Linked DNA regions of Homo sapiens: all the other regions are linked to region 2. The links are chromatin loops, found by intact Hi-C in ENCODE. Cell type or tissue: mammary epithelial cell. All regions are shown on one strand. Links, peaks and the distances in the headings refer to the core of each region. The heading gives the core; the rest is flanking DNA.

Region 1 (6,111 bases), core at 553-5,552, 75 kb before region 2:
TTTCCACCTCTACATTTCTACCATCACTTTTAGTTAAGATTTCATTATCTCTTGCCTGCATTCTTATGAGATAAAAAAAAGTAGAGAGTAAAGGGAAAGAGACCAGTTATTGGAGGCTTACTATGTGTTGGGCAGTTTGGTATACGGAGATAAAGGAATGAATAAGACACAGCCCTTGTCCTTAAGGAGCTCATAGTCTTAAGGGGAGATACATGCAAACAAGTAATTGTTTTACAGTGTGATTAAGATGACAATAGTGACAGTATGAGATAAAGCATTAGCACTGAGGAAGAAATAACTAAGTCCTGTCTAGGGGTGTTAGAGAATCCCTTCCAGAAGTCATGCCTGAACTGGCAGTTAAGGGAGTAGGGCAAGGCAACCCAGGAAGAAGGCACAGACAGATACTTGGCCTGCTGCAGATGATCCAGGCTGTGCCTGTCTTCTCCATCCTTTATCTCACATACGTGAGCTTGGGCAACCTCAAAATGCTTATGGCTTTCCCAGAGATTCCATGTGGTTTCATGCCTTTGTACTTTTGTGTGTTTTGCTCTCTTCATTTTCTACCTTTTCCTGTAAGTAGTGATAGTTAGGGAAAGTTTTGAACAAAGGAGGAACATGATCAAGCTTCTATTTTAGAAATAGAGAAAGCTTGATTTTAGAAATCAAGCTTCTATTTTTGTGGTTTTGTTGGGGATGAATTGAAAGAGAAAAAGACGATAGTTAGAGAAACGAATCACAATCCTGCTACAAGAGTTAATGAGATGCTAGACTAAGGAAGTTGCGGTGGAAAGGAAAGAACTGCGTGGATATGAGAGATGATAAAAGGTGGATTCAAAGAGACTTGATGATTTATTGCGTGGGATGAGTAGGGCAAAGGAAGAACAGCATGGAGTGAGAAGAATCTATGATGAACCTTAGTCTCTGTCCTAAGACGTTGGGTGCTTGGTGTTGCCACCAACCAAAGTCAGAAATAGCAGATGAAGAACATATACTGGGGGAATGTTAATTTCATTTTTTGACATAAATGGTCATGTAGGTGACTTGGTTAGAGGTGACAGGAAGTAGCTGGATTTGTGGCTAGAGTTCAGGAAAGAGCTCTGGGGTAGGGATTTATATTGGGAGGCTTCATCAAATAAGGCGTAGTTTAAATAAAGGGAATGCATTTAAAAAGTAGAGAAAATATGGGTGAAACTCCTGGTTTGTGACTGAGGTGACTGATTGACATAGTTGACTTCTACGGGGAGGGACTCACTGCTATTGTAGAATGTTTTTTAGGAGTAGCCCAGCTGGACAGAATGCTACAGATACCAAAATAAAATAGGTGCCAGTTTTTTCAAACTGAGGTGACTGAGAATGATCCATCTGGCATAGGAAACGTCCACCTTCCCGGACTGAGGCCCTTAAGCACTTTCATCCTGCAATTAAGATTATCTGGATGCAAGAAAATATGATAGGTGTGTCTGACTGAGATGATTTGCAAATAATTTAATGATTGAGGTACTTTCCTCTCTAAGTAATTACAGGAAGACTTACAACCTTATGAAAGACACCAGGTTATGAAATTATTTTGAAATAAAGTAGGTATGAGTGTAATAACAATAAAAACAAAACAATAGTAGTCTTATAGTCTGGTAAAAGAGGTCCAGAAGAATGCCCATATTTCTCTAGTGCTATTCTAGATAGGGCTATATCCACTTGCCAACACAATGTATTGATGGAGTTAGCAGGAAGAGAAGATCTCAGAATAGTAAAGAGAGACACACCCAGCAACTGTAGTGAAATAAAAATCTCTTAAAATCACTCAGCTACATTTATTCTAATGAGCGCATAGTAAAGACTTAACAAATGCTCGTTAAAGGAATTAATGACTTATTGTTTATTAAGCAATCTTCTAACCTTAATTTGCTTTTCCAAGTAAATTTCCCTTTTGGAAAGAGAAGATGTTGACTATCAGATAGGTAACTGTTGTCAAGGAGATGTCTCCTATGTATCTGGCACATAGTAAGTGTTCAATAAATATTTGAGGGAGGAAAGAAAGTATGGGAAAAAGATGAGGAAGAAAAGGAATGAAAGGTTAGTTAAATTAGTTTTCCCATACATACTCATTCTCAAGACCTTGAGCTGTCTAAACTTACGCTCTAGAATTGTACTTTTTAACTTAGGTTGTGTCTGAATTACTTGAAATGCTTAAAAATAGAGACTTCGCTGGGTGCGGTAGCTCACATCTGTAATTCCAATACTTTGGAAGGATTGCTTGAGTCCAGGAGTTTGAGATCAGCCTGAGCAAGACAGTGAGACCCCATCTCTACAAAAAATAAAAAAAGTTAGCCAAGCATCCAGGTATGGTGGTGCAGGCCTGTAGAGGTTTGAGGCTGCAGTGAACTGTGACTGCATCACTGCACTCCAGCCTGGGCAACAGAGTGAGACTACATCTAAAAAAAAAAAATAGAAATTCAACAAGGCTCCACCCCACATGCATTGATTCAGAATTTCAGGAGGTGACATCAGGCCGAGTATACACTTTTAAACCTCTGCTGATGATTGATGCTGTTGCATAACCTGGGTTGAAAATTGTTATTTTCAGATGCAATAGCTCCTGGTTACATTCATTAAGTAAAGCTCCAAGCCTATAGAATTGAGAGATCCGATCTCAAACCCAGAGTATCCTCACTCACATGTAGGACACTATGGGGCTCCTCTAACCAATCTGCCAGGTCTTGTTTTTGTCTGCATTTTGCTCATATTATATAACCCCAAGCTACCCAGTGGATGGGGATAGAAACCCAGACTGATTCTGACTAATTTTTGTGTTTGAGGGATGACTGATTGTACCAAGCTTAACTATCTCTCCTCAGCAATGCTAGTCTGGAACTATCCCTCCCCAGCAATGCTGGTGTTGTTTTTACTTAAACTTCCAGCTCCTCTACAACTATTAGGACAAATGAAGTGGCTGAACACACTTCATTCAAAACATTAAACACCTAATAATCTTTGTAAAGTTGTATCTTCATCATGAAATCTTTGCCCATCTTTGCCACATTGTCTTCCACAATGGTTGAACTAATTTACACTCCCACCAACAGTGTGTAAGTGTTCCATAATACATCAGAAATGTATTATGACATTCCTGATGATCAACCCCAATGTTTAGATTTCATTTTCATTCTTATAGGAAAAAGAAATACCAGCAAATCAGCACTTCACCCGTCCTCAGTTATCTAAAAGTAATTCTTTAATAAACTTTCTTGACCCAAATCCAAAGCTGGGGAGGCAGGAAGATAGTCAGGGCCCCCAGGGCTAGACAAGGCTGTGGCCGGGGAGGTAGACCTTCTGTTGTCACACTCTTCTTTTTGGGTGACTTGCTCCAATTAAAACATGGCTCTCCGAATAGCCAAGGCAATCCTAAGCAAAAAAAAAACAAAGCTGGAGACATCACAGTACCCAACTTTGGACTATACTACAGGGCTACAGTAATCAAAACAGCATGGTACTGGTACAGAAACAGACAAATAGACCAATGGAACAGAATAGAGAACCCAGAAATAAGGCCACATGCCTACAACCATCAAATCTTTGACAAACCTGACAAAAGCAAGCAATGGGGAAAGGATTCCCTGTTCAATAAATGGTGCTGGAATAACTGGCTAGCCACATGCAGGTGACTGAAACTGGACCCCTTCCTTACACCGTATACAAAAATTAACTCAATATGGATTAAAGACTTAAATGTAAAACTGAAAACTATAAAAACCCTGGAAGACAACCTAGGCAATACCATTCTGCACATAGGAATGAGCAAAGATTTCATGATGAAGATGCCAAATGCAATTGCAACAAAAGCAAAAATTGACCAGTGGGATCTAATCAAATGAAAGCGCTTCTGAATAGCAAAGGAAACTATCAAGTGAAGAGAAAACCTACAGAATAGGAGAAAATTTTTGCAAACTATGCATCTGATAAAGGTCTAATATCCAGCATCTATAAGGAACTTAAACAAATTTATTAAAAAAAACCCATTAAAAAGTAGGCAAAAGACATGGCAGACACTTCTCAAAAGAAAATGTATACGCAGCCAACAATCATATGAAAAAAACCTCAACATTACTGATCATTAGAGAAATGCAAATCAAAACCACAATGAGATGCCATCTCACACCAGTCAGAATAGCTATTATGAAAAAGTCAAAAGATGACAGATGCTGGTGAGGTTGCAGAGAAAAAGGAACGCTTACACACTGTTGGTGGGAGTGTAAATTAGTTCAACCATTGTGGAAGACAGTGTGGCAATTCCTCAAAGACCTAAAAACGGAACTACCATTTGACTAAGCAATTCCATTACTGGATACATACCCCAAGTAATATAAATCATGCTATTACAAAGACACATGCACATATGTGTTCACTGCAGCACTGTTCACAATAGCAAAGACATGGAATCAACCTAAATGCCTATCAATGACAAACTGGATAAAGAAAATGTGGTACATATATACCACGGAATACTATGCAGCCACAAAAAGGAATGAGATCATGTCCTTTGAAGGAACACGGATGGAGCTGGAGGATATAATCCTTAGCAAACTAACACAAGAACAGAAAATCAAATACTGCATGTTCTCACTTATAAGTGGGAGCTAAAGGATGAGAACACATGGATACATACAAGGGAACAACACATGCTGGGGCCTATTGGAGGGTGGAGGCTTGTGGGAGGGAGAAGGGAGGAAAAATAACTAATGGATACCAGGCTTAATACCTGGGTGATGAAATAATCTGTAAAACAAACCCCCATGACACAAGTTTGCCTATGTAACAAACCTGCACATGTACCCCTGAACTTAAAATAAAAGTTAACAAAACAAAACACGGCTTCTACTACCTTGGAAACTTTAATAGAGGGGCAGAAGCAGGAAAAACTATACTGATCCACGTCAATGACAACCTGAAATAGCCAATGTTTCTTGTACCTTTGAGTAGCAAGTATTCTCTAAGTGACTGAAACTAGTTTGAAGCACATACTTTTTTCTCTACTGAAACATTTTACTTTCTAGTGGATTAAATAGTTTACCTAGGGGTTACAAAAAGGCTTTACTGTCACAAATATCAGAAATTTTTTCATTTTCATAGATCTGCTTTATTTGTGTGCTAACAGCCCTGTCTAGATACAACAAGGCAATCAGAATTGTTTTTATCAAAGAAAATCAGCCAACTGGAAATCCTTCCTAATTCCAAAGATGAATGTTGCACTCATTTATGGCTATTGTTGACTTTTCTAAAATCAGGTTATCTTTCTGATGGAAAAAAAAAATGGATTTAGTTTGAGCAGCTACACATATATGTCCCTGGAATTGAAGCTGGAAGGGGAAAGACTCTTTAGATAATCATGAAACATGAAGTTGTGTCTGACAGGAATAACAGCTCACGAAAAACTACCCATGAGAACGGACTTCCAGACAAGGGTGGTTCATAGTCCAGGGGGAAACACCCCTGACAATAGACACACAGCTTCAGAACCACACACCCCCTACTGATGCCAGGGAGATCTGTGGGCAAATCTTGCCTTATTCCATGAAAGACTAGTCTACATCTAAAAATGTATTTATATTTCATTTATATAAATAGGAACCCATATCATTAAGTAACCTAGAAAGAAAAAAAAGGCAATTTTCAGGAAATACTTGTAAAACACTGAATGAAAACTTCTGAAGTATAATTTACACATTCCTCCTTTATGATGACTTGGTGCTTAGAAGAGATTAAGATTTCTGGGCATAATTGATAATGATTCATAAAACAAATTCAGAAGAAGAAAGATAGCCATCTCCACAGATTCATATGTTTGAGTTTATTATATTATATACACATACATATGCATTCTCCTTCCCCAATATGAGGACAGCTCCTATGTTTAAAACTTTCTTTCCAAATTTGAGGTGGTGATGGATCCACTACAGTTCCAGTAAAGATTCAGATACCATATTAAAATATTTAACTGAAACTAGTTTAAAGAAGGAATTATTTATAGTGGCATGATCAAGATTAGGGAAATCAATAAGGAATGGTGAAATGTCAAGGGACTAGGAACAGGAGGAAGTTATTCCTGGCACTCGT
Region 2 (6,111 bases), core at 466-5,465:
TGTTTTAAAAGTTAAAAGATATAGAAAGGTGTAGTAGATAATATAACAAATATGAGTGTACATCCCACACAATTGACCAGTATGGACACATTCTATTTTTGCATTATATATATTAATAAATATGAAGCTGATATATCTCTTCATTTATTCATCTTTTGTGTACTTTAATAACATAAAATTCAGATCTTTTGATCCAGAAGCCAGAGATTGTGAGGTCACACAGACCACATGGGAACAGAAAGCTTAAAGGTCTGACAGGAAAAGTTTACCTTACCAAGCTCCTTCCCCAAGTAAAACAGAACCAGCAGACCCCCAAAATAATGCTGCTGGGCGTTCCCTGAGGCAACTGTTGGGTCATTATGTGCTGTGTTTTTCTAGAAGCTTTCTTCTAAAGTTTTAGGCAGCACCTTGGCCCACACCTGGCTCTCTAAGAGGCTTTGAGTCATTATTTCTTAAAATGTATTTATTTATTTACTAGCTCCCAGTGAAAGGGAAAGGGGAAAGGGCCTCGGGCAAGGGGAGCAACTGTAGCTGTTATTTGTGTAAAGCAGAAATACAATTGGCTGTTTTTTCTTGTCTATTCAAGTTCCCCAGATCAGCTATTAGAAAGGGAGAGAGCTGACTTAGTACATTTAGACACGTAAAGGAAAACTGAGGTAATGTGAGACCTCAGGGGCTTTTCGTTGTTGTTGAAAGATAAATACTATTTTACACTCAAGTCCTGTAATACATGTGGCATAGGAACTGATGAATGACTCATTTGTTGTTGGAAAGTGAACAAACTTGCCTAATGATATAGTTTTCTTTTCACTGTGTGTGTGTGTGTGTGTGTGTGTGTGTGTGTGTGTGTGTGTTGCATATGTGTGTCTGTTCTTTCTGGGCAATGCCTCCCTTTGACTCATCTCATATTTTGAATTATGGCATTTTTTAAAAATTGGCAAATTCATTTCATTCACTGGTTGCTTCTAATTTTAAATATGTGTCTAAAGCAACAGAACTACAAATGAAACCCCAGTCTTTGATTGTTAGGGACTTTGGGGTAGAGAAGGCAAATCAGAACAATGCCAAAGGGATATTTCTGAAAATCCATACTTCAGAGTAGATTGATTTTTCAAAGAATCATGTGCCAAAAAAAAATTAAGGGATATTGATAAAATTGCTATGCTTTATCTCTTTGGTTATAAAAATTAAATACACAGACACACGCTATAAAATTATATCAAATTTATTGTGATGATTCTTTGTATGATTCCTTTGTACTGATAGAACTATTTATTTTTCTTCTATTTGGGCTCCACCTTTTTTCCTGTTTGTGTAATTCACGTCAATGCTTTGCTCGAGATTAAGTCAGAGATGAATTATGGGTTCTGGAATGTGAAATCCTCTGTTTCAGTACATACGTATTCAACCGGGGACAGCACCTTCTTGACTGGTAGATGGGAAAGAGCAACCCAGTCACTAAGCACTGGGCTACTTTTTGTGGGTGTTCTTATGCTTGTATGCATTCCTTTTCATCAGTCTTCTCTCAGAATAACTTGGATTTCCAGGTCTCCCAAAGCGTTTTGGAATTCCATTCTGTGTTCTCCTTTGTCATGTGTATTCCAATCCCTATCTGTGCTTCTTTCTACCTTTTTGAGGTGCTATCTATCGACTCCTCATCAGGTGAAGCAATGTGAGATGACAAACTGTGAAAAGCTTTAAGAACACCCTCTTAAATTGTAGCTCTTGAGTCCCAGAGTTCAGAAGGAGTGGGAAAACCATTCTATAAATAAAAATATCTGGAGATACTCAGGAGAAGACTGGCTGTTCTAAAAGCGAATGCTAGTTAACATGGCCAGACAGTTTTTTTGCATCTTTACTTGGAAAAGAGAATCTATGACACCCTCTAAAATATCAAGCAGTCTTAAGTGGATAATGTTGCTCTAGTTGGTTTCACTGTCAAAGCCATTTAAAACTTCAGCAACTTATGAGATAACGTATCCTAAGGGTCTGATTTCTGAACATGAATTTAAGGGTCCCTCTGATGCCTGTGCTCTAAATACTTCATTAATAACATAAATGATGTCCTCAGTACAATTAAAACAATACTTTAGCTATTGATATTTGTCCCTTTAGGGATTCTTGATTTTATGTGCATGCTTATTATTTGCCCTCATATAAGCACTCACATGATATTGTCAGTAACTGAGAGTTGGATAACCGGCTTGTTTTTCAGGGTACCAATTACTCTTCCCGGCTTACATCTTGTGTGGGCTTTTGGCAGACATCAGCTTCTAGCACCTAGAAGGCACTTCCTTCTCCAGAGTAACTTTATGGAAACAAGGACTTTGTTGCAACTGGCTGAGGTTGAAATGAACACCTCCTCTCTCTGCTTTACAAAATAAGTGGAGACTAACTAACTGGCCTAGGCAAGTTTTCTGTATTCTTGGATTGATTAGTCCTTGCATTCTCTTTGCCTCTTCTCAGACTGTCTCTAAATTTAGCAATGCGATATGGTACAAACAGTCTTTCACATATGCTGTGTCACCAAGGGGATTTCAGGATTGTTTCATTGGTCTGCCTTGGCAAAGCTGACGCAATCTCCCATTGGTCTGTGCTCAGGAATCTGGGTGGGAAGTGAAAGTACAGACAAGCCTGCCAAGGCGAACTCCATCATGCAAGAGCTTGCTGCTGTGTGTGGGACTGAGACCCAGATTCGGGCCAATTCAAAATGAAAACCTTCAAATGAGTGCTCTGAGAGTAAAATGAAACTGAATCTGCTTGCTACATGTCGATGAGGTTCAAAAGATGGCAACAGTTTTGGGGTGCAAGGTCAAGCTGAAGAGTTAAAAACAGAAAGGAACCTTCTTTCCTCAGCCTAAATAAATATCCTTTCCTAGAGGTATCACTGGGAAGGTGGCACAGAGGAAGGTCAAGTGATCCCCTCTCTGGGGTCCACATGCCCGCTGCTGGGCCACACCTCACCCAGGCCCTTCCCTTGTGAACACCTCACAGAGGGACTGGCTCCAAACTGACCCTGAAGAATTATGTGAAATCCTTCTCGTTTAGAGCTTTAAAGGGTGTAAGAGAATCATGAGGATTTGGAAAAACTAGGACTGGGTCCATGTTTATGCTTGCAGCCTTTTACCAACAAATACATATGTACATATATGTACATATATATATATATATTTTCTCTTTAATGTTTCATAAGATATTTTTATCACCTAAATGAAGATAAATTAGCTGAGCTTGTTTGGCATAGAACATATCGCAATATTTTTTATTTTTAAAAATTTGTTTTTTTCTGATTATCAATTCATACTCATTGAAAAAATAGTCAAATGTTACAGAAATGTGTAATAGAAAACAAGAGGGTTTCCCTTTCATCACAACCCCAGGAATAACTTTCATTAGCAATTTGCTTTATATCCTCAGTTTTCTCCCCACAGATGCTCGCTCTATCTATCTATCTATCTATCTATCTATCTATCTATCTATCTATCTATCTAACTATCTATGTATCTATTTTTTATGAGAATAGAATCTCCTTGATATACTAATAAATTGCTTTTTTATTCTACTCAACTACTTTTCCATGTTTGTTTATAAAGATATCATGTTTAGTTTTTAAAACTAGACTTTAAAAATTATATAGGTTTACACAGAATAAAGAACACAGAGAACTCTTTATTAAAAATAAAAGTGCTTTCCTTCTGTCCTCCACCCCACAGTAACACTGTGGTCTTTGGAATCTTGCAAAAACATACACAAGGGTACGCATATGTACTTGTTTACTTCTGTGTATTTTTTTTTTTTTTACATAAATGGAATTGCACTATATAGTTCTGTAGCTCAGTTTTTAAAATTTGGTATTAAAATGTTCTTTCAGTTAGGGCCAAAGGGCATTTAACTTCAAGGTAAGACCCATTCCAGGACGGCAGAGATCATGTCTGTCTTGCGTATCCCTGTGTGAATTTTGCCTGACATGTTGCAAACACTCCGTATGGAAGTCTTGAGGGTCTTCTGCCCCAGTCAGAAAACCTCTGGGAGAACAGTTATCCCCAGACCTCAGACGCTCGACGGATACATGAGAAGCTTTCTTTGATGGATTCGATGTCAGGATCTCCATGTGAACTTCCACTTAGAGGTGTCATGCTATGGTGAGTCCCATTCCTAAGCATGGTAAAAATTTGGTGCCCCAAAGTCTATAGGGGAGTGCACGTACATGGCTGGGGAGGGAATAAAGAGGCCAAAGAGGTCAGCAGCCCTTGGTGCTGCTGAAATTCTCCCTAAACCAGCAATCAATAAAATACATCTTATCTTCTTTGGATTAGAAAATTCAACTTTGATAGCAGAACAAGTATTCTTAGTAATTAGTAAGATTATTAATAAAGAATCTTAGATTCTTAGGGGATTCTTTTAGTGAACTACAAAACTAGTTGTGTGCATGCATGTGTAAGCTGAAATATATCAGTAACAGTATTAAATAATGTGTGTATTTGAGTTCTAATATATCAAATTACAATTTATTTAAGATATGCATCCTATAATACTCTTCCTCACCAAACAGTTTCTAATGTGATAGTTGGTTTTTAATTCTCTAGTGCTAGAAAAAGAAAGTGATTCATGTCACTGAATTTGAGCATCATTTCAGGGCATTAAAAAACCCAAATAACATTTCAGAAGACTTTTGATCATAATTTTGGGGTTAATAGAAATTAAAATCAATATATGGTAGCTTTGAGTAAGAGACAAAACCTATCTACTGGAGAGACTTCAAAGGTCAACGGATCCCAGAAAGGCTCTAACTTATTAGAGACATTTATCATGCATTGCCTTTGGGACATTAAAATGTCACCCTCAGGATTTATGGTTTTTGCAAAATGTGTACAATTTCTGTGGGGAATTTTTCTTATCCCAAAGGACAGGGATAATAGAAAGGAAGCCTTTTATTAGGGCTTACTTTTAAAATGTTCTGAAAGCACTAAAGAGTCAGGATGACTGTTGTCCAGCTGGCTACAGGCAGTTGGCACATAAATCACAAGGAATTGGCCATAGTGAGACTCTGCACAGAACAGCTTGCACAAATTGGCAACTGATCATTCCCTCTCCTTTATTTCTGTATAAACTGTTTACAGAAAACTATGCGGCAGAGTGTCTGAGAATAGTGACTTTCTAATCCCTAGTAATTCCTAGGAAATGTAATTGTAGGAACAAATTTCATAAAGTATCTTCAGTCTTACATAAATCTGTGTAAATCACAGATCCCTTTAAATGCCGTTTGGATAGCAGAGCTCTAGCTGGAACTGCAACCTGACTTCCCTCTGGAGCTTCCTGAAGGCAGCTTGCTGATTCCCTGGTGGAACCCTTGCCTTCCCAGACTGACCAACCCTTGCCAACAGCCATCAGTTCTTTCCAGATAATTCGGGACAATGTCACCCCCTTTGCTGTGTCAAGAACTTGCCCCTTGAATTTTAAAAGCATCTGCCTTTCATAAGAAAACTCAATTTTCTGCTGCTGACTTATTTACACACAGAGTTGCAGATGCCTAAATTGAAGTGACTTGTTGCTATTCTTGGCTGTGAACAGGCTCTCTCTGTTGAAAACTGAAAACCTGTGTGGTGGATGGCACGAGTCCTGTTGAATGGTGCAAACGTCCCCTGCACAAAAGCACTATTAGGATGAATGAGAAATGACAAAGTGAGAACTGGACATAATTTGTTAACAGCTTCCGAAGTTGATGAGGATCAATGAAGATCCTCTTGGAATGCAGGGTATCCATGTTCTTCTTTCAACTTGCACATCATAATAAAATAATAGTTTGTGTTTGTACAAATGTATAAAATAAGTAAGTATCATGTTAAAGACATAGATCTGTGAACACAGAGCTGGTAAAGTTTTCTTTCTGCTGTTCACATGGGGAAAATCAGATGGCCCAATGTAGAAATGGACACTGAATTTGGTTGTCATCCAAATGGGTCCATGTCACTCTTCAAAATGTATCTCCAGTCCTGCCCCCTTCTCCATTTGTGCTGTCACTGACCCACCCTAGGCCTCTAGGATCTCTCACCTGGATGATGTCTGTACCCTGCTAAATTGTCCCTCTCATTGGCTTCCATTAATTTATCT
Region 3 (6,111 bases), core at 326-5,325, 65 kb before region 2:
GTATATCATTGTGCCTGGCTGCCACAGGATTTGTATGCAAATAATATACTAGCTTTTCTTTTTTCTTTTTTTCTTTTTGAGATGGAGTCTCACTCTGTTGCCCAGGCTGGAGTGCAGTGGTGCGATCTCGGCTCACTGCAACCTCTGCCTCCCGGGTTCAAGTGATTTTTCTGCCTCAGCCTGCCGAGTAGCTGGGACTGCAGGCGCGCACCACCACTCCTGGGTAATTTTAGTATTTTTAGTAGAGACGGGGTTTCACCATGTTGGCCAGGCTGGTCTTGAACTCCTGACCTCGTGATCTGCCTGCCTCGGCCTCCCCAAAGTGCTAGGATTACAGGCGGGAGCCACCATGCCTGGCCAACTAGCTTTTTTTTAAAAAAAAACATGATGGCCATCCATGGTTTTCTCTGGGTATTATGTCAACTACTTTGATTTCCATAATGTTCACCCAAATATGTTACCTGAATTATGATATTGCAGAAATATATTAGATGAAATAAAATATTCCCAGTCAAATACAAAGCATTTAAATTTTATATTTGCTAAGTCTTTTTTTTTTTTTTTTTTTGAGACAGAGTTTCGCTCCTTGTTGCCCAGGCTGCAGTGCAGTGGCGTGATCTTGGCTCACTGCAACCTCCGCCTCCTGGGCTCAAGTGCTTCTTCTGCCTCAGCCTCCTGAGTAATTGGGATTACAGGTAAGCGCTACCATGTTTGGATAGTTTTTGTATTTTTAGTAGAGATGGGGGTTTCACCATGTTGGCCAGGCTGGTCTCGAACTCCTAACCTCAAGTGATCCACCCACCTTGGCCTCCCAAAGTGCTGGGATTACAGGGGTGAGCCACCATTCCTGGCCAGTATTTGCTAAGTCTTGATTGAACCCTGTGGCAGTTTCCTTTGTCCCTTACTTAGTAGTGACAATACAGTTTAGATAGAAAATATTAGCATGGGAAATATTATCCGTTAAGATGTTCATGATGGTTAGTTTCTCCTGAAGCCAATGTATTTCCTTGGAATTGCTGAAGGAACTTTGCCAATATTTATGATCTGGAGAGCAATGTGTGCTATGCACTTCACTTTTGTACTACAAATAAAATTAATTTTAACTGTTCATATGGAGTTTCAATTAGTTTTGTTCACTTTTTACCACAACCAGCTTGACGTTAAAAAAATAAACAACTTCGCTACTTGGTTTGGAATTAATTTGACAGCTTACTGAATGTTCCTGTATTAAGTTAGGAGGAGAAAACAGAACTCAAAATGCAACTCAACTAAAATGTCAATTAAATACGTCCTTGGACTTTTAGCCATTCTGTGGTTATAAAATTGTTTTTAATAAATACATATGAATAAAATATCGTTATGGTGATAGATCTTCATCATATGGCCACATGAAATTACTTTGAGAATTAAATGATATAAAATATTAGGCATAGCCATAATAGCAACTAATACAGTTATTACTCTTATTATAAATTATTTTTGTCACCATTATTATATTTTCATATCTGAAGGCCAACTTCCAGCAAATGCCTTTTACAGTAGAGAAAATAAGTCTAGGTACAGTGGCTCACACCTGTAATCCCAGTGCTTTGGGAGGCTAAGGTGGGAGGATTGCTTGAGGCCAGGAGTTCAAGACCAGCCTGGGCAACAGAGCGAGACCCCATCTCTATAAAAAATAAAAGAAATTAGTCATGCATGGTGATGTGCATCTTGTAGTCCTACCTACTTGGGAGGCTGGGGCAGGAGGATTACTTGAGGCCAGGAGTTCCAGGTCACAGTGAGCTATGATCCTGCCACCACAGGCCCAGCCTGGGTGACAGGCACCCTGTCTCTTAAAACAAAAAAAGAGAAAATACAAAATTCATTTAATAGGATAATGCTTCTTAGTTCATTGTCATCATTTACTGGGTTTAACTGAAATGTGAAATTGATTACCATCATCAATAATGTGCTTAAATTTCACAAGTGTGAGTGAATTTTATCCTTTGGCAGCCCCTGACAGGAACTCACTTGGTCACTGTGTTCATACTTAATTGCTGTAATCATGGCACAGGATCTTTCTGAAAGCTAAGAAATTATTATCCCCCATAATATATCTACTAGGACTGTAGTTATTAACAATGCTTCGGATTTTCTTATAATCTTCCTTATTGATCATTGGGTTCAAAATATCTTGAATAACAAGTTTATTAATCATTTATACTGGGGTTGATAATGCAGAATTATTTAAGCATATAACTCTTTTTACATTTTTAAATTTCTGAATCTCTAAGACTTTTCTAAATATTATTTTAATTGATTGTGCTACATAGTTTCTCAGCAAGTTGGTGACAGAATCACAATTATGAACTGACTTATTTACTTACAGATCTTAGTTTCTTGGTCACAGTTTTCAATTTAGACACACTGGCTGAAATATGGAGTGAGAAGGATTTGAAGAGGATTTTTAAGGATAAAAATCCAACAAAGAAAGGTCCTATCCAAATTGCATCAGATAATAGTTCAATTAGTATCCATAGCAATATATTCTCTCCAGAACAACATAGGTGATTACCAAGATACTGTTTTGGACTACAGTAAAGTAGGGGATAACATCTTTCCAACTCTCAAAAATATTCACCCCCAAAGGGTTTTTCTGAAGAACTGCAATGACTGAACTGAACTGACACTGCATAAAGGCGAGGGAGTGGTGCTGTAGATGGATCACAGACCAGTTCTTCCAGGGAAAGCCTAGAGTTAAAGTGAAAAGAAGTAATCCAAGTCCCAACTTGCACACTCTGTCATCGGAGTTTCCAAGTAAGAAATACTTGGCTTCCAGACAACTGAATGAGACTTAGACTTTAAGCGGATTATCTGAATTGTTTCTCTAAAAGCCTTTACACCCCCACCCTTTTCAATAATCTACTTTAGAAAATAGTGGCAACATACTTTTGGAATTAAAAAAAAACTCTCACCACTTTACTACATTATGTTATATTTTCTCTTAATTGTGAAAGACAGTATCTCCACATTTGGCAATGTTAAATGTGGCAGAAGGAACATTGTATTATAGCTCATTGATGAGTTGATATTAATCTGAACTATTTGGACACACTGCAGGGAGTTATGAGAAAAGAGAATATTACACCATTATGCAAAGTTGAAAATTTTGAATTAATAAATTGTCACATTTGAGCACTCTATTTCTGTAACTCCTTTGTTAAAATGTCAGTGCATTGCAGAAAAAAATTTCCTTAAAAAACAAGTGATTCAAGGACATGTTCTCAATAAAAAAATGGGTGGGCAAATTAAATACCATGCAAACACATAAGAGAGAAGAATATAATGGAAGTTCAAAATCCATCAATCCAGCTAGGCTCGGTGGCTCACATCTGTAATCCCAGCACTTTGGGAGGCCAAGGCCAGCAGATCACCTGAGATCAGGAGTTTGAGACCAGCCTGACCAACATGGTGAAATGTTGTCTCTATTAAAAATACAAAAATTAGCCAGGCAAGGGGGTTGTGTGCACCTGTAGTCCCAGCTACTCGGGAGGCTGAGGTGGGAGAGTCCCTTGAACCCGGGAGACGGAGGTTGCAGTGAGCCGAGATCATGCCACTGCACTCCAGCCTGGGTGATAGAGTGAGACTCCATCTCAAAAAAAAAAAAAAAGTATAAAAATAATAATCTGCCAATTCCCAAAAGCTGTCAGAATTCAGAAATGAGACTGCTGCTTGATGATGCTGTATGCATGCTGCTCTGATGCATCTGACCATAGGAATTTGACTCCAGGAAATATCCTACTACATTAGCTATTTAACTATCTCTGTACCCCACTCTATCCTTATTAAATCCATCATTTTCTCATTTTTAACTAGAAAAGGCTGTGAAGAGTGTTGGGCTCATTGGAATATTGAGGTTTTGCCCCCAAACCTGCAACTGAGAAAATTACTTACACTTGATGGAGACATATTTCAAGTAATGCAGAGCCTTTTCCATTCATCCCATGTGTCATACCTGTATCAAATTAATATCTACCTGGGCTTGAGTCATTCTTACCTGTCTACCTGCCTTATCAAAATATACCCATCCTTCAAGATTTGGCTTAGATACAAATCCCTTGGGTAATTCTCTCTTAATACCCCAATTTAGTTAACTTTCTACTTAACATAACATTCTTAATCGGTCTGTACTATGGTTATGATTTATTTGGCTACTTCCCCTCTGTAAGTTTCCACAGGACAGGGGTCTCCACTATCAATCACTTTCTCTCCAGTCCCCAAAGCAAGCCTGGCACATGGAAGATCCTCAAAATATATGGTTGTACAATTGTGGAAGACAGTGTGGTGATTCCTTAAGGATCTGGAACCAGAAATACCATTTGACCCGGCAATCCCATTACTGGGTATATACCTAAAGGATTATAAATCATTCTACTATAAAGACACATGCACACATATGTTTATTGCAGCACTATTTACAATAGCAGAGACTTGAAACCAACCCAAATGCCCATCAGTGATAGACTGGATAAAGAAAATGTGACACATATATACCATGGAATACTAGGCAGCCATAAAAAAGAATGAGTTCATGTCCTTTGCAGAGACATGGATGAAGCTAGAAACCATCATTCTCAGCAAACTAACACAGAAACAGAAAACCAACCATGGCATGTTCTCACTCATAAGTGGAAGTTGAACAATGAGAACACATGGACACAGGGAGGGGAACATCCCACATGGGGGCCTGTCTGGGGGTGGGGAGCAAGGGGAGGGAGAGCATTAGAACAAATACCTAATGCATGTGGGGCTTAAAGCCTAGATGACAGGTTGATAGGTGCAGCAAACTGCAATGGCGCAAGTATACCTATGTAACAAACCTGCACATTCAGCACATGTATCCCAGAACTTAGAGTAAAATTGAAAAAAAAAATATATGGCTGTATACATTCTGAAAACCATAAAAATGGGCATTATCACTTGTACTAAGGCTATTTTTTAAGATTAAAATTTCAAAAATTATGTTGAATACTGAAAAGTTAGAATGAAAAAAAATCATGTGATGTTATTTTTAAAAAGCTTGGTAAATCAGCAAGGAAAGAGAAGACATATTCACATACTTTGTAAGGTATGTTTTTATACCAAACATGTGTTGCAGTGTGTACACATGTTCTTAGAAAGAACAGATTTGCCATGAGTACCCAAAAGGAAGGTGTGCTTTGAATGGTTGTTGTAATCCATGAAGTGAGAAGGATTTTACTATGAAAAGAAGTACCCAATTAGGTGATACTTGTTTTTTTGAGACAGGGTTTTGCTCTGTTGCCCAGGCTGGAGTTCAGTGGTACCAGCCATCGTGGCTCACTGCAGCCTCCATCTCCGTGGCTGAAGCTATCTTCGCACCTCAGCTTCCTGGGTAGCTGAGACCACAGGTGCAGGCTACCATATCCAGCTAAATTTTAAATATTTTGTAGAGATAGGGTCTCACTAGGTTGCCCAGTCTGGTCTCAAACTCCTGGGCTCAAATGGTCCTCCCACCTCAGCCTCCCAAAGTGCTGAGATTACAGGTATGAGCCACCACGCATGGCCGTGATTCTTGTTTAAATATTCTCTATCTATATTGGGGTAGGTTCAAATCTAAATACTAAAAATTCTGCTATTTTATTTTCACACAACCAAAGGTTGCGAAACATAGTTTTGAAAAGATAAAATGCTATGACATGACTGAGAATTACAACACTGGTAATTTGGAGAGGCAATACTACTCAGTGAAGAAAGACCAGTCTTAGAGGCAAATAGTTCTGGGTTCAAATCCCAGCTCCATCCTTTAGCTGCTTGACCTTATGAGAGGTATAAAATTTTTTTTTAAAAAATTGCTAATTCATCGGCAAAGTGCGAAAAATATTACCTATTTTTCTAGGTAAAAAATGCATTTATAGTACTTGACACATAGTATATTATCAACAAATATCATTTATTATTATTTTACTTCAGCTCACTTGTCCTGTTAATTACCATTAAGAACTCAGGCACCAGGATAAGAATCAACACAGCTGTATTGCCTGGTGATAAAAATGGCTCACTAGGCTGGGTGCGGCAGCTCACGCGTGTAATCCCAGCACTTTGGGAGGCTGA
Region 4 (6,111 bases), core at 764-5,763, 130 kb after region 2:
CATACTAAGTATCATGGAAGGCAAAAACTAAAAGCAATCTAAATTTCCATTAATTGGCTAATGGATAAATCATAGCAGCAAAATGAAACGAACTACTGAAACACAAAACAACACAGATGAATCTCAAAAGCATTATGCTAAACGAAAGAAGTCAGACACAGAAGACTACATACTGTCTGATCCCTTTTAGATAACATCCTAGAAAAGGTGAAACAGTGACAAAATGTATCAAAGTGACAAGGGCAGGTCAGTGGTTTCCGGGAGCCAGGGCTCTGGGGAGGGCTATGAGTGCAGAAGTTCAGGAGAGAACATTCTGGGGTGATAGGAATGTTCTGTAACCTGACTGCAATGGTGGTTACGTGATTGTATATATTTGTCAACATTTAATGAAACATACACTTAAAATAGATCAATTTTCTGTATCTAAAGTACATAAAATAAAAAGAAGATCCTAAATAATATATTTATTCATTCGTTTGTGTGTTTATTTATTTATTTATTTATTTGTTGAGCTATTGACAGAGGGTCTTGCTCTGTCACCCAGGCTGGAGTACAATGACACGATGGGGCTCACTGCAGCCACGACTTTTCAGGCTCAAGAGATCCTCCTGCTTCAGCCTCCTACTGGGACAACAGGTGTGAACCACCACACCCAGCTAATTTTTTAAAAATCATTTTATGTAAAGACAGTGTCTCATTGTGTTGCCCAGGCTGGTCTCAAACTCCTGGACTCAAGTGATCCTCCTGCCTCGGCCTCCCAAAGTGCTGAGATTACAGGTGTGAGCCAATGCACCTGGCCTCTTAAATAAGATATTTTGATAAAACCGAGGTGGGCAGATCACCTGAGGTCAAGAGTTCAAGACCAGCCTGGCAAACATCATGAAACTCTGTCTCTACTAAAAATACAAAAATTAGCCGGGCATGGTAGAGCGTGCCTGTAGTTCCAGCTGCTCAAGAGGCTGAGGCAGGAGAATCACTTGAACCTGGGAGACAGAGGTTGCAGTGAGCAGAGATCATGCTACTGCACTCCAGCCTGGGCGACAGAGCGAGACTCCATTTCAAATAAATAAATGAATAAATAAATAAATCAAACAAAAATATGGAAAAGCATATTAGTATTTTTTGGCTATCTCTAAAATGTTATGAAATCAGGAAAACCATGATCTGATCTAAGGTGCTGTCTTTTGAGCTACAAATAAAGCCATTTGTTTTGTCCACTTTATTAGAATGAAATATGGAGTTGAATATATATGCTGGGGAAAGCAGTTAATAAGCTGCTCATATTATGAATATCCATTTCATAGGAAAGAAAATAGGCTCAGAGAGATTAAGCAACTTTCACAGGCAACCTTAGCTGTCAGTAGCAGAGGTTTCCATCCAGCCTAAGATTTCCTGACACCAAGCAGGTGCTCTTTTCTCCTCAGCATGCTGCTTTCACATGTCCAAGACATCCAAAAAGTTGAGGCAATAATAACTCTTAAAACTGAATTTTCTTCATTTGAGGTCTTAGATAGGGGAAATAAATATTTTAAGCATGCAAGCAAAGCAAAGACATTAGAATCTTATAGAACTGGAATAAAATCCCTAATGAGCAACTTACTCATACACAGCCTTTGGAGAGGTAAATATTTCTGACAGTCAGTTCCCTCATCTGAAAAATTGAAATAATAATGTATTTATTACAAGGTCATTATGAAGATGTGAGGTGTTATATGTATAATTCAGTGTAGTATTCTAACAAGTAGTTAAGTCTACGGTATATTTTTGTACTCTCAGTGAGAAAGAGGTCTCCTCTGTTAAAATAAATTTAGAGAATGTGGCCTCACACATATACATCATGGAATACTATGCAGCCATAAAAAAGGATGAGTTCACGTCCTTTGCAGGGACATGGGTGAAGCTGGAAACCATCATTCTCAGCAAACTAACACAGGAACAGAAAACCAAACACCACATGTTCTCACTCATAGTTGGGAATTGAACAATGAGAACACTTGGACACAGGGAAGGGAACATCACACACCTGGGCCTGTCAGGGGGTGGGGAGCTAGGGGAGGGATAGCATTAGGAGAAATACCTAATGTAGATGAGCGGTTGATGGGTGCAGCATACCACCATAGCACGTGTATACCATGTAACTAACCTGCACATTCCACACAAGAATCCCAGAACTTAAAGTATTTAAAAAAAAAAAAAAAAACTCTCAGCAAACTGAAAAAAAAAAAAGAAACTTTCTTCACCTGATAAATGAAAACTTACAAAAAACTTTTACTCAATGTGATATTTAACAATTAAAAACTAAATGTCTTTCCCCTAGAATCAGAGGTTCTGGAAAATGTACTGGGCATTCGAGCTAAGCAGTAAAGCAAAACAAAGAAATTAAAGCTGTCCTAATTGTAAAAAAAAAAGAGAGAGAGTGTGTGAGAGAGAGAGAGAAAAAAAATGTGGCCTTAAATAGCTTTCTTCATATCAGGATTTCTTAGAACCCTCAATATGCAATACTCATTTTTAATCTCTAGGAAAGGAAATATACATAAGTTATTTCTCACTCTTTTTTAACCAGGAAATCATTATGCCATGCTGCATGAATTATAAGACTCTATCTTTTAAAAAAAATGCACATGCCCTTTCTAATTTTTGTCTAACATTTTCTAGTCCATTCCTCTTGAATGTTTAAACAATTCAATGTTATATTTAAAGACATGGGCTTCACAGTCAAATCCAGGATCCAAATTTCTGCTACTTCATTTCCTAGCCATGTAATCTAGACCCAGTATAACTGTTTCTTCACTTGTAAAGTGAAGGTAATAACCTAGTGTAAAGGGATATGGTAAGAATGAAACGAGTTCATAAACATTAAGCATTTGGTGCAGTGCCTGGCACATCATGAGCTCTGAATAATTGTTAATTATCACTCACTTTGGTGTGCTTATGTTTGAAAGAAGGCTGCAGTTCAAAGTAGACACAAAGAGAAATTGAACTGATTAGCACTGCTCAGAATAGGCAATGACTCTTCCCTGGAACACGTGGATACCTGTCTGCTAACCCCTTCCCACTTGTGGCATGCTCTGAGTATGCCTGGGCAGGAGACCCAGAACATTCACAGCTACCTCAGGTATGAAGAACAAATGTCATGCCCTGGGGACTACACAGTTACCTTCTGGACAGGATGTGACCTCTGTGCTGTCTGGGATAATATGATATTACTGGATAGGGTGTACTTTCTAGCTAACTGGAAAGAGTTCAGAGGAGGGAATCCAATATAATAAAAGATTTGGAGATGAAACTCTGTGAGAGCAGATGAAAAATCTGGGCATGTTGGGTCTAGAAAACAGACACAGCAGCCACATAGGTGCACCACACCATGGGGAAGAAAGATGCATTATTCTCAGGTATACATGAGGTTACCACAGATGACATGGGCTTTAGATATGCACAGAAATGCTTTGGAGAAAATGGATACACTTCATGATGAAATGTTAGGCAATATAGGAGATGCCTAGGATGACTACTGTATTACTTTCAAGAGGAATGTTTAGGACCAGAATAACCGATCGAATGGGTTTCTTGGAGTAAATCAAAGATAAAGAAATCAACCACGTGGGCATGAGAAGGTTGACCAGATGTAGTAGGTAGGTTCCTTTAGTTGTAAACAAAACCTACTCTGCTCAGCTTTTTGCAGAAGAAGATGTTAGATGCAGAAGAAGAACAGGAGGTGGTCAAATGATCAAGTTTAAAGGAAGACAGCAATTGAGGCAGCTCTAAAGGTCCAGGTGGCAGGAATCGATGGACAATCTCTTCAGAGTATCAATTCATTCAAGATTCCAAGTCCGCAAAGAGAGACTGGTTGGCAGCTCTAGCCATATGTTCACCCCTTGCTGAGAGGAGGATTCAGAACTTTGGAAATTACATTGAGGGAGAGGTGAGAAAATCATCATGTTATTTAAAGAAAAAAAAGGAAAAATGGACACTAGGTAGAAAAACAAAGTCCATTACACCCAGTGAATTATTATTAAAAGTACTAGCTATTACTTATTGAGTACTTGATGTAAAATATGAGAATAATAAAGCTCAGTGGGTTTTAAGCAACTTGTCTAAGGTCATAAAGCTAATAATTGGTGGAGAAGGGATTCAGAGCTAGGGCTTTCTTAATCCAAAGCCCAGTTCCTTAATTAATATACCATACTGCTTTCTGTTTATTAGTTTCATAATCTCTGCTATCACTGTCACTCCTTAATGTAGCTTTTGCCTCAGTCACCAACAAATAAGACAGAGGTCAAAAAAGAGTCACCACAATCCTCTTCCTTCCATGGCACTGTGCTCCAACACAAGGCAGAGCACTCATAGTCCCCATCATTCCCACACAGGTCCCAGATTTGGAGCACCTGGAGTGGGCAATCCAGGTGTCTAAATTCCTTTGCAATGAGCAAGGTTTGGTTTTGAGGGTCTTGGAGTAAAGGTTGATTGAGAACACCCATTTCACATCAGAACCTCCCTCATCTCTTAAGAATCTTTAAGAGAATCTTGAAATATCAAACCAACATATAACACAGATGCTATTTTAAAAGCAGCTATGTGGGGAAATGGGCTCTTTCTATGTACATATGCTGTCCTGTGCAACCAGACTACAACCCTGTGCAGCTAAAGACCATACCCTACTTCTCTTTCTTTGAGGCCACTGTAAACAACAGGCATTTAATTATGTGGCTTAAAAGCAAATAGGATGAGGAAAAGGGTGATGACATAAACTTGACCAGTTTTAGATCAAGGATAAGCCTCCCATTTTCATGGTCTATAATCTTAAAGATTCAGATTCTGTGAAGCCAAATCAGAGTTCTGGGGAAAGAGAAAAAGGAAAGAAAAGAAAAGAGAGAAGGAAGGAAGGAAGAGTCAGTATGCATATGGAGTCAAGAAACATTACAGTGTCACTGAACCTCAGCGTTGGGAGGACTGGGGAAAGGAAAAGCCATCCAGTCCAGTTCAATTAGTTAAATCACAGACTTTGGAATTAATCAGGCTTGGGCTCAAATCCCAGCTCAGCTACTTACTAGCTATATGACCTTTTGCAAATTACCCTCTAAACTTCAGTTTCTTCATCAGTAAGTATAAGGCCTAACAAATTCGTAGAGAAGATTAAATGAGATTATGTATGCAGAGCCCTTGGCTAGGTCCTTACCCTTAGTAAGCCCCAGCAAATGTCAGTCATTATTTTAATACTTTATTACATGTCTTTTTACCCTACTACAATAGTGTGCCTGGGGATTGGGGCTGGGCTGGGCTTGATTTTAAAGTTATAGAATAATATTGGAGGCTCTAAGCTAAAATTCTTACATACAATACCATAATTTCTGAAAAGACTTCACAGCTAATATAGTTTATATCAATCATTTTACACCAAGATATACATATTGTTGTCACTGAAAATTATTCCCTAATAAATTTTTTACCATTTATATTTGAGCAACTTTATTGCAATATAATTCAATAAACTTTTATTCATCATGTTCTCTGTGCCAAGCACTGCACTAAGAACTGGAAATACAAAGATCTGAAACACAGTCTGGCTTTAAGTTGCTTGGAACCCAGAAGTAACAACAAACTGCAAACAGCAGGGGAAAAATGAAAAAATTAGAAGATACGTTCAAAAAGGTTATCCTATAACTCAATTATGCAAAGATTAATAAGATGAAAGAAAAGGGACATGAAAAGCAGTTCCAGGAAATGATATGTATATTAGAAATTCCAGAAGAAAATAAAGCAAACGTACAAAAAGCTAACATAAACTACAGAAAACCTTTGACCTCAACCAAAGGGAGATTCAGATCTTTAGATTTCAAAAGTTTATCAAGTATGAGGTAAAATTAATGAAATGACTTAACTTGGCCAACCTTTGAATTTTAATGGGAAAGAAAAATCCTACAAGCCACATGTAGGGAGATGAACAAAATCTTGTTTCCCAGAAAAGGGATATTTTCCAGGTATCATTCCCGTCATCCCCTGCAACAAAAAGTCCTCAAATTCTCTACTCATTCCTATTATTTCTAATGTATATAAACAACAGAAAGACCTATTCTTGGACATACAAAGATAAACAAAGACCAGAAATCATTT
Region 5 (6,111 bases), core at 734-5,733, 120 kb before region 2:
TACAGATTTTTCATTTTTTTCCCTTTCTCTGCCTTCTCTTTTTTCTTTTCTTTTCTTTTTTTTTTTTGGTATGCATATGTATCATAATACTCTTTGGGTTAATCAGGTCCCATAGTGGACCTCGACAATACCTGAGGGGATCCTAAGTCATCAGAATATAGGGGGTGTGAGTGGTCTCCCTTTATTTCTGGAATGCTTGCTTTCTTCGGAAATCATGAAGACATCTTTATTTGAAGCCTTGTTCATCCTTTAAATTGACTCGCAGATTTGCTATTATCTAGAGCGTCTTGAAAGGTGTTGTGCGTATCTGACAAATGGCCTCATTATTCATTAACTTTCACTTTGATATACATATTTTTTAAGTTTTTTTCTCTTTTCTTGCTTTTAAAAATTGGATGTGTCAAACATGCCCCGACTGCTTTAGCACTGTCTATCTGTCTGGTGAAGGAGTGCTGGAAAATTCACATTTAAACAGCATCTCCACAAGTTCTTAATGATGTGCTGAAAGGCAGCTGGCCCAAGTCCAAGTCTGGGGTTTCACTGCTCAGGAAGGTCAGTTTAGTCCTAAGGGGAAGGAAAGAAAAAAAAAAAAAAACCCAAAAGACCCAAAACCAACTATAATCTGTATATCCCGTAAAAGAAAAATTACAAATTCTGATGTAATACTTAAAATTATTATTTCTTAATTCCAAAGTAACTGCTTTTATGACCAGCAAACTCCCAATGGTTAAAATTATTAGCTCAAGACATTTTGCTTTAGTTTAGACAAAAACCTCTAAGTGGCCTACTTTCATTTTCAGTTGGTTGAACAGTTTGTGGTTATATTTGAAATACTTTTTAAAAATGGTCTTGGGTAGGGAGTCAAATTAAAAAACCAAAAAATGCCAAACCTCAGTTTTTGAAAACTGTTTTCCTGAAGACCTGTCTAATCATTCCAATAAGGACACAAAGACATCGACCAATCACATAAATTCCTTATAGTCTCAAAAGCAACAGAAGGCCCCCCCCCCCACTCCCCTCCTCCAATGCAGGCAAGTTTTACATTATTTCTTAGATTAGCTACACATCTTGTTTTTCATGAATTTTAAAAACACATTTATGCCTCTCTGAGGCAGGAAGAATGGGAGTTAACAGCTCAGAAGGAAAATCATAGTGACATTGGACCACATGCCATCTGACGAGGGGATTACTTATAGATGATGTGTGTTCTCTAGTTATCCCTCAAACTCCCCTTGGACGATTAACTGTCTGGTTGGGAGGTGAAGGCTAAGACAGACAGATTAATAAACAGCTTTTCTTCACAACCAAGTCATTTGTTGAATAAAATCTATGGGAAAGCTGATGCCATAAAAGAAGTTAGATAGCATCACCATGGCATTATCGCCCTGGTTATCCCTGAACTCTGGAGACTTAATAATCTTCAAATAAGTAGTATTTAAACAAATCCCCTTTCAAAAGAAATGAAAAACTGGAGAGTTTATTTAATAACCACCACAAACATGAAGTGGTATAAAAAACTCTGCTTTCATGATTTAATTTTGATAACAACCAAATGTGCTGAGTAAGTCTTCAAGTCCCAAAGTTCAGCATTTTTTTTTTCTATTTTCCACTGCTTAATCTATTAAGAAAAACTAACAAAAATGATTGCTGCTGCTTTTGGATCTTTGAGCGTAATTCATCTTGTTTGTTTAATGCACGGTGAAGAAAGCTGGTTAATGGAGGTTAATCAGCTTGGAACCTGCTCAAGGACAGCACGTTGAGGTTTGAGAAGGGTGCCCTATGCCATCACAGCAGTGCAAAATGCAACAAAAAACGTCTTGCAGCTCTCTGTTCAAAGAGTCATTGCATGATAAAAGAGAAGGCTACAGTCTGACTCATGATGTACTGAAATAATCTGATATCTCTGTTTGGCTTCTCTAAGAGCAGAATTTCATGGAGTCTGGGATCATTCTGAGGGGCATCCATTAAAATGTGAGTGTGAGTTTTGCTTTTTTTTTGGTCTGTGTGCAGATTTCTATACAGTTATATTCCTTATTCTTCTTTTGGGTTACAGGCCCCTTTGAGAATCTGATAAAAGCTATAAAATCCAGAAGAATGCACACACACAGAAGTTACACATCTTGTTAGGGAGCTCCACCAAGTCCCTGAAGCCTGTCTGTGAACCCCCTGTTGCACGTACAGACAAGACCTTGTCTGATTGATGAATTCATCTTGCATTTTTATAACCTTTCCAGGCTGCCTGCATTTTATTGGTGCTTTTTGGCAAGGGAGCCAAGACTCCTAAAAAAATCTACAAGCATGAGATTCCTTGAAATGGAGAGGTAACAAACAAAGAAAGGAACAAAGTTAAAAGCCCGAGAACCCCTAAGATTTCATTCCTTCAGGAAAATCTGTGTCATAAATCACTTCTCCAGGTGTCTATATTTGACTCTTAGTTGTTTGTGTGGGAGTCCTTCCCTTCACTTTGCTGCCTCCACCTGCTTTCTCCCTTCCTTCTCACCGACCCCAGCACAGGCACAGTGTTACCTGTTCTGTTCTGTTCTGCACCAGTGGGACAATGTTGCCAACTGCCTTCTCATCTAATTTGTGAAACCAGGTCTCTTTCCTCCAACATATACAATCTTGTGTCACAGGATATCTTCCTCTTTCTTTGGAAAAGATATCTTCAAGAAGATAAGTTCTGAACTCAATAAATATTTTCCTTTCTCAAACTAGTGATAGATATAGCCCATTGACTCATTTCAAATGCCAGAGATTGCACTTGTTTTCATCAGTACGAGTTTGCCCTTTATGCCTGTGAGGAGCTAAGTATAAGCCAGTTTCACACACCCCTCCCCTTTTAATTCAGCGCCTTGTCCATATCTCCACACCCCAAAATGAGCAGTGTCTGTACGATCTTACTGGCTCTTAACCTGAGGAAGAGAGACCTGTGGTCATCTCCTATTTAAATGTTTTCTCTTTAAGTGCAGTTTTCCAATATTCCACTAGTTGGGGCTCTATACAAAGGAAAGAAAAAGAAGGGGTTCCTGCAGAATTATTTACTAAGAAAACACAATATATGATACCGCTAAACTATTTTCTGAGGCCCTGGAAATAAGCGCGTTAATTTAATTTTTGTTCCTATATACCAACCATGAAGTTGTATTATATCGCTATATCAGACGTGCTTGCTTTGCTTACATTGGTTAGAGAAGTAAAACCAAGATTATCGCTTTTGATATGATTTGCAGGTAACCAGCTTACCCATTGCGTAGTTATTACAAAATATGAAATTATAAAGTGCGCAATGGAACATTTGCTACGCAAGTGGTAAGACCATCTTCTTTGTAAGATTTTTCTAGGACAGTCATCTTTTAAACCCTTGTTGTTTGATTGAAAGTCTTTCCAGTCTTGAGAATTTGATTTCTGTGTCAGCCTAGGACCAGAGTTTGGACAAGATGATCTAATATCGGTTCCCTCATGAACCGCTGGGAAACTGACTTGGTCCATGCTAACATTTGCTTCTCTCTCTCAGCTTTTACTTACTTTGTGTCAGGTTGAAAGATTACCTCGGACAGTCACAAATAATCCAAGTCTCCCAGTGCTTTGCTTACCCTTGCTTGTTGTAGGTTTGTTTATCCTGTCTTTCTCCACCTCCCCGGAGATCCTTTGGCAAATCTGATAAACAATTCCTTTTTCTTGCTCAAGGCAGAAAGTCCAATCGAATACAATGGGAGGCCAGACTTGGCTGAAATGCAGGCTGCAGGTGTTCTCAGCATTGTGGTCATCTAAACCAGATGCTGGGGGAGTTGAAGCACCTGCTTCCCTTCTCTGTGTACACTCCGGAGACTACCACTCCTGGGTAGGCTGGGCCAGAGAACCAGGCTGAAGTGAGCGACGTACATACTGCAGCATCCTTTTGACAGATAAAATGAGTTGCTCTAGAAACAATTTCTCAAAATTCCCCTTTAAGTCCTCAAACACATACAGGTTGATCTGCTATTCTCTCTCTCCCTTCCCTGATATGACACCACTATTCCTTCAACACACACACACACACATACACACACACACCTGACAACAGAGCCTGCTTCAAGCAGATACTCAGAGACTCAGAGGCAACTTTATTTTTCCCCGGATTATCTAGGAAGAAAAGACTGGCTGTGGACAAGATGGTGATGACTTTTATGGTTCCGATAACAATGAGACAGATGCCAAAAGGCTTGCATAGCCTCAAATTTTATGAACATTTCTATAGGTGTCATAAATCTCTGAACAATCCAGAGAGAACATTAAATCTTCTATCTTGAATGTTGAAGATTAATAAGAGTTCAGGGGAGAAATTGGTCCTGAGGCAAGGTGACTATGTTATAAGCAGCTGCAGAGGTTGGCTCTGGTATTTTCATTAAGATGATTCTAAGTTGTATTATTTCAGCTCTAAATGTTAATAACACATTGACAGCAGGCCTGTGCATGTGTAGCCAAACCCTTAGTTGTATACCTGCACGAGTCAAGTTCCGTCCTTCTGTTAATATTTTTTAAAATTTTTATTTAAACAAATATTTAATTGTTTTGTAGGGACAGGGTCATGCTGTGCTGCCCAGGCTGGTCTTGAACTCCTGGCCTCAAGTGATCCTCTTGTCTCAACCTCCCAAAGTGCTGGGACTACAGGCATGAGCCACCGCACCTGACTCCTGCTATGACTATTTCTATTCTGATTTCAGTGTTTCTTTTTACCGCAAATACTCTTCTGGGACAGAGATAATGCTTTGCATTGATACAGAGGGATATATTTTATCTGTATATCTTTGCCCTCTGTTCTAAAAGTCAGCTGAGAAAGTTTTTGTCTTGAGGATTGAAGCCCCGACCCTGCTCCGCTCTGGAGGTTTCCATGCAAACATAGGCAGTGAGGGCCTAGGCCCAGGCCCCTTGAAGGGGAGGTATATCCTGGACCTCAGTCCTTCCCAGCACCCCATCTCCTCCCTCCAAGGGAAACTTGTCTCTTACCTGAGCCTCTATTGATATCAGAGCTTGAGGAAGCCCTTTAAATTTGCTCCCTGTATCTCTGTAATGCACAGACACATTCTTGTTGCTACACGCCCAGACCAACTCTACATTCAAAATAATAATTTTTCAAAGGAGAGACCTGGGGTAGGTTTGTGATGTTAAAAGATAAAACTTGGACAAATTAAATTTAACAGAGTTTAATTGAGCAAAGAGCGGTATGTGAATCGGGCAGCCTCCCAAATCAGAAGAGGCTCAGAGACTCCAGTGCAACCATGTGGTGGAAGAAGATTTATGAACAGGAAAAAGAAAGTGATGTGCAGAAAACAGAAGTGAGGAACAGAAACAGCCTTATTGGTTACAGCTTGGAGTGAGCCTTATTTGAACATGGTTTGAATAGTTGGCCACCCTTGATTGGCTGAAACTTGGTGATTGTCACTAGAGTAGGTTACGGTCTGTTTACACATCCACTTAGGTTATAGTTCACTATATAGAGAAAGCTTTGGGCTGAATTTAAAATATGTAAGGAGGTGGCTTTAGGCTACACTTAATTTAACAGTGGGCATGAGCGGGAAAGAGGGTTGGTAGGCTGGACAAGAGTGATAAATCAAAAGAAATTAGTGGAGTCGATTTGAGATGAGGGATGATATACGGTATTGGGTGAAAATCGTTTGAAATAAACCAAAGGATTCACAACATATTTTCAAAACAACAAAAAAAGGCTACCTCAGCTCTTTTTTTTTTAGACCTCCTGTCTACATTCTTTTGGAGCAAGGCCTCATTAAAAGAGGGGATTAGAGGCCGGGTGTGGTGGCCCACACCTGTAATCTCTGCACTTTGGGAGGCTGAGATGGGCAGATCACCTGAGATCAGGAGTTCGAGACCAGCCTGGACAACATAGTGAAATCCCATCTCTACTAAAAATGCAGAAGTTAGCTGGGCGTGGTGGTGCATGCCTTTAATCCCAGCTACTCAGGAGGCTGAGGCAGGAGAATCACTTGAACCTGGGAGGCGGAGGTTGCAGTGAGCCAAGATCACGCCACTGCACTCCAGCCTGGGTAACAAGCGTGAAACTCTGTTTCAAAAAAAAAAAGGAAAGGAAGAGGGGCTTAGACATAGTGAAACTAG

Evidence for each region. Hi-C counts contacts between places; a loop is a spot of excess contacts. Peaks named below come from ENCODE experiments on the same cell type or tissue, not always from the same donor. Only the 100,000 strongest peaks of a DNase experiment are listed, where the experiment ranks them.
Region 1: a loop joins it to region 2, with 7 times the contacts of the local background. A loop is called at or near these places in 4 of 110 quality-filtered maps.
Region 3: it touches region 2 in a loop (4-fold over the local background); 3 of 110 quality-filtered maps call a loop at or near these places.
Region 4: a loop joins it to region 2, with 9 times the contacts of the local background. A loop is called at or near these places in 4 of 110 quality-filtered maps.
Region 5: a loop joins it to region 2, with 9 times the contacts of the local background. A loop is called at or near these places in 13 of 110 quality-filtered maps.

What each region holds. Positions count from the first base shown.
Region 1 is chr6:105,523,897-105,530,007 of GRCh38, forward strand. No RefSeq gene overlaps it. Among named protein-coding and RNA genes, the nearest start is that of LINC02836, 110 kb to the right of the region's middle. In mammary epithelial cell, for the core only: no CTCF peak of the experiment used is centred there; no DNase peak of the experiment used is centred there.
Region 2 is chr6:105,599,142-105,605,252 of GRCh38, forward strand. No RefSeq gene overlaps it. Among named protein-coding and RNA genes, the nearest start is that of LINC02836, 30 kb to the right of the region's middle. RefSeq lists enhancers at 1,682-2,881, 2,253-2,832. In mammary epithelial cell, for the core only: no CTCF peak of the experiment used is centred there; DNase peaks (open chromatin) are centred at 730, 1,400 and 2,570; H3K27ac peaks cover 3,970 bases.
Region 3 is chr6:105,534,405-105,540,515 of GRCh38, forward strand. No RefSeq gene overlaps it. Among named protein-coding and RNA genes, the nearest start is that of LINC02836, 95 kb to the right of the region's middle. In mammary epithelial cell, for the core only: a CTCF peak has its summit at 2,685; a DNase peak (open chromatin) is centred at 2,717; H3K27ac peaks cover 1,966 bases.
Region 4 is chr6:105,724,027-105,730,137 of GRCh38, forward strand. No RefSeq gene overlaps it. Among named protein-coding and RNA genes, the nearest start is that of LINC02836, 95 kb to the left of the region's middle. In mammary epithelial cell, for the core only: no CTCF peak of the experiment used is centred there; a DNase peak (open chromatin) is centred at 3,355; H3K27ac peaks cover 2,240 bases.
Region 5 is chr6:105,481,894-105,488,004 of GRCh38, forward strand. No RefSeq gene overlaps it. Among named protein-coding and RNA genes, the nearest start is that of PREP, 82 kb to the left of the region's middle. In mammary epithelial cell, for the core only: a CTCF peak has its summit at 3,000; a DNase peak (open chromatin) is centred at 2,978.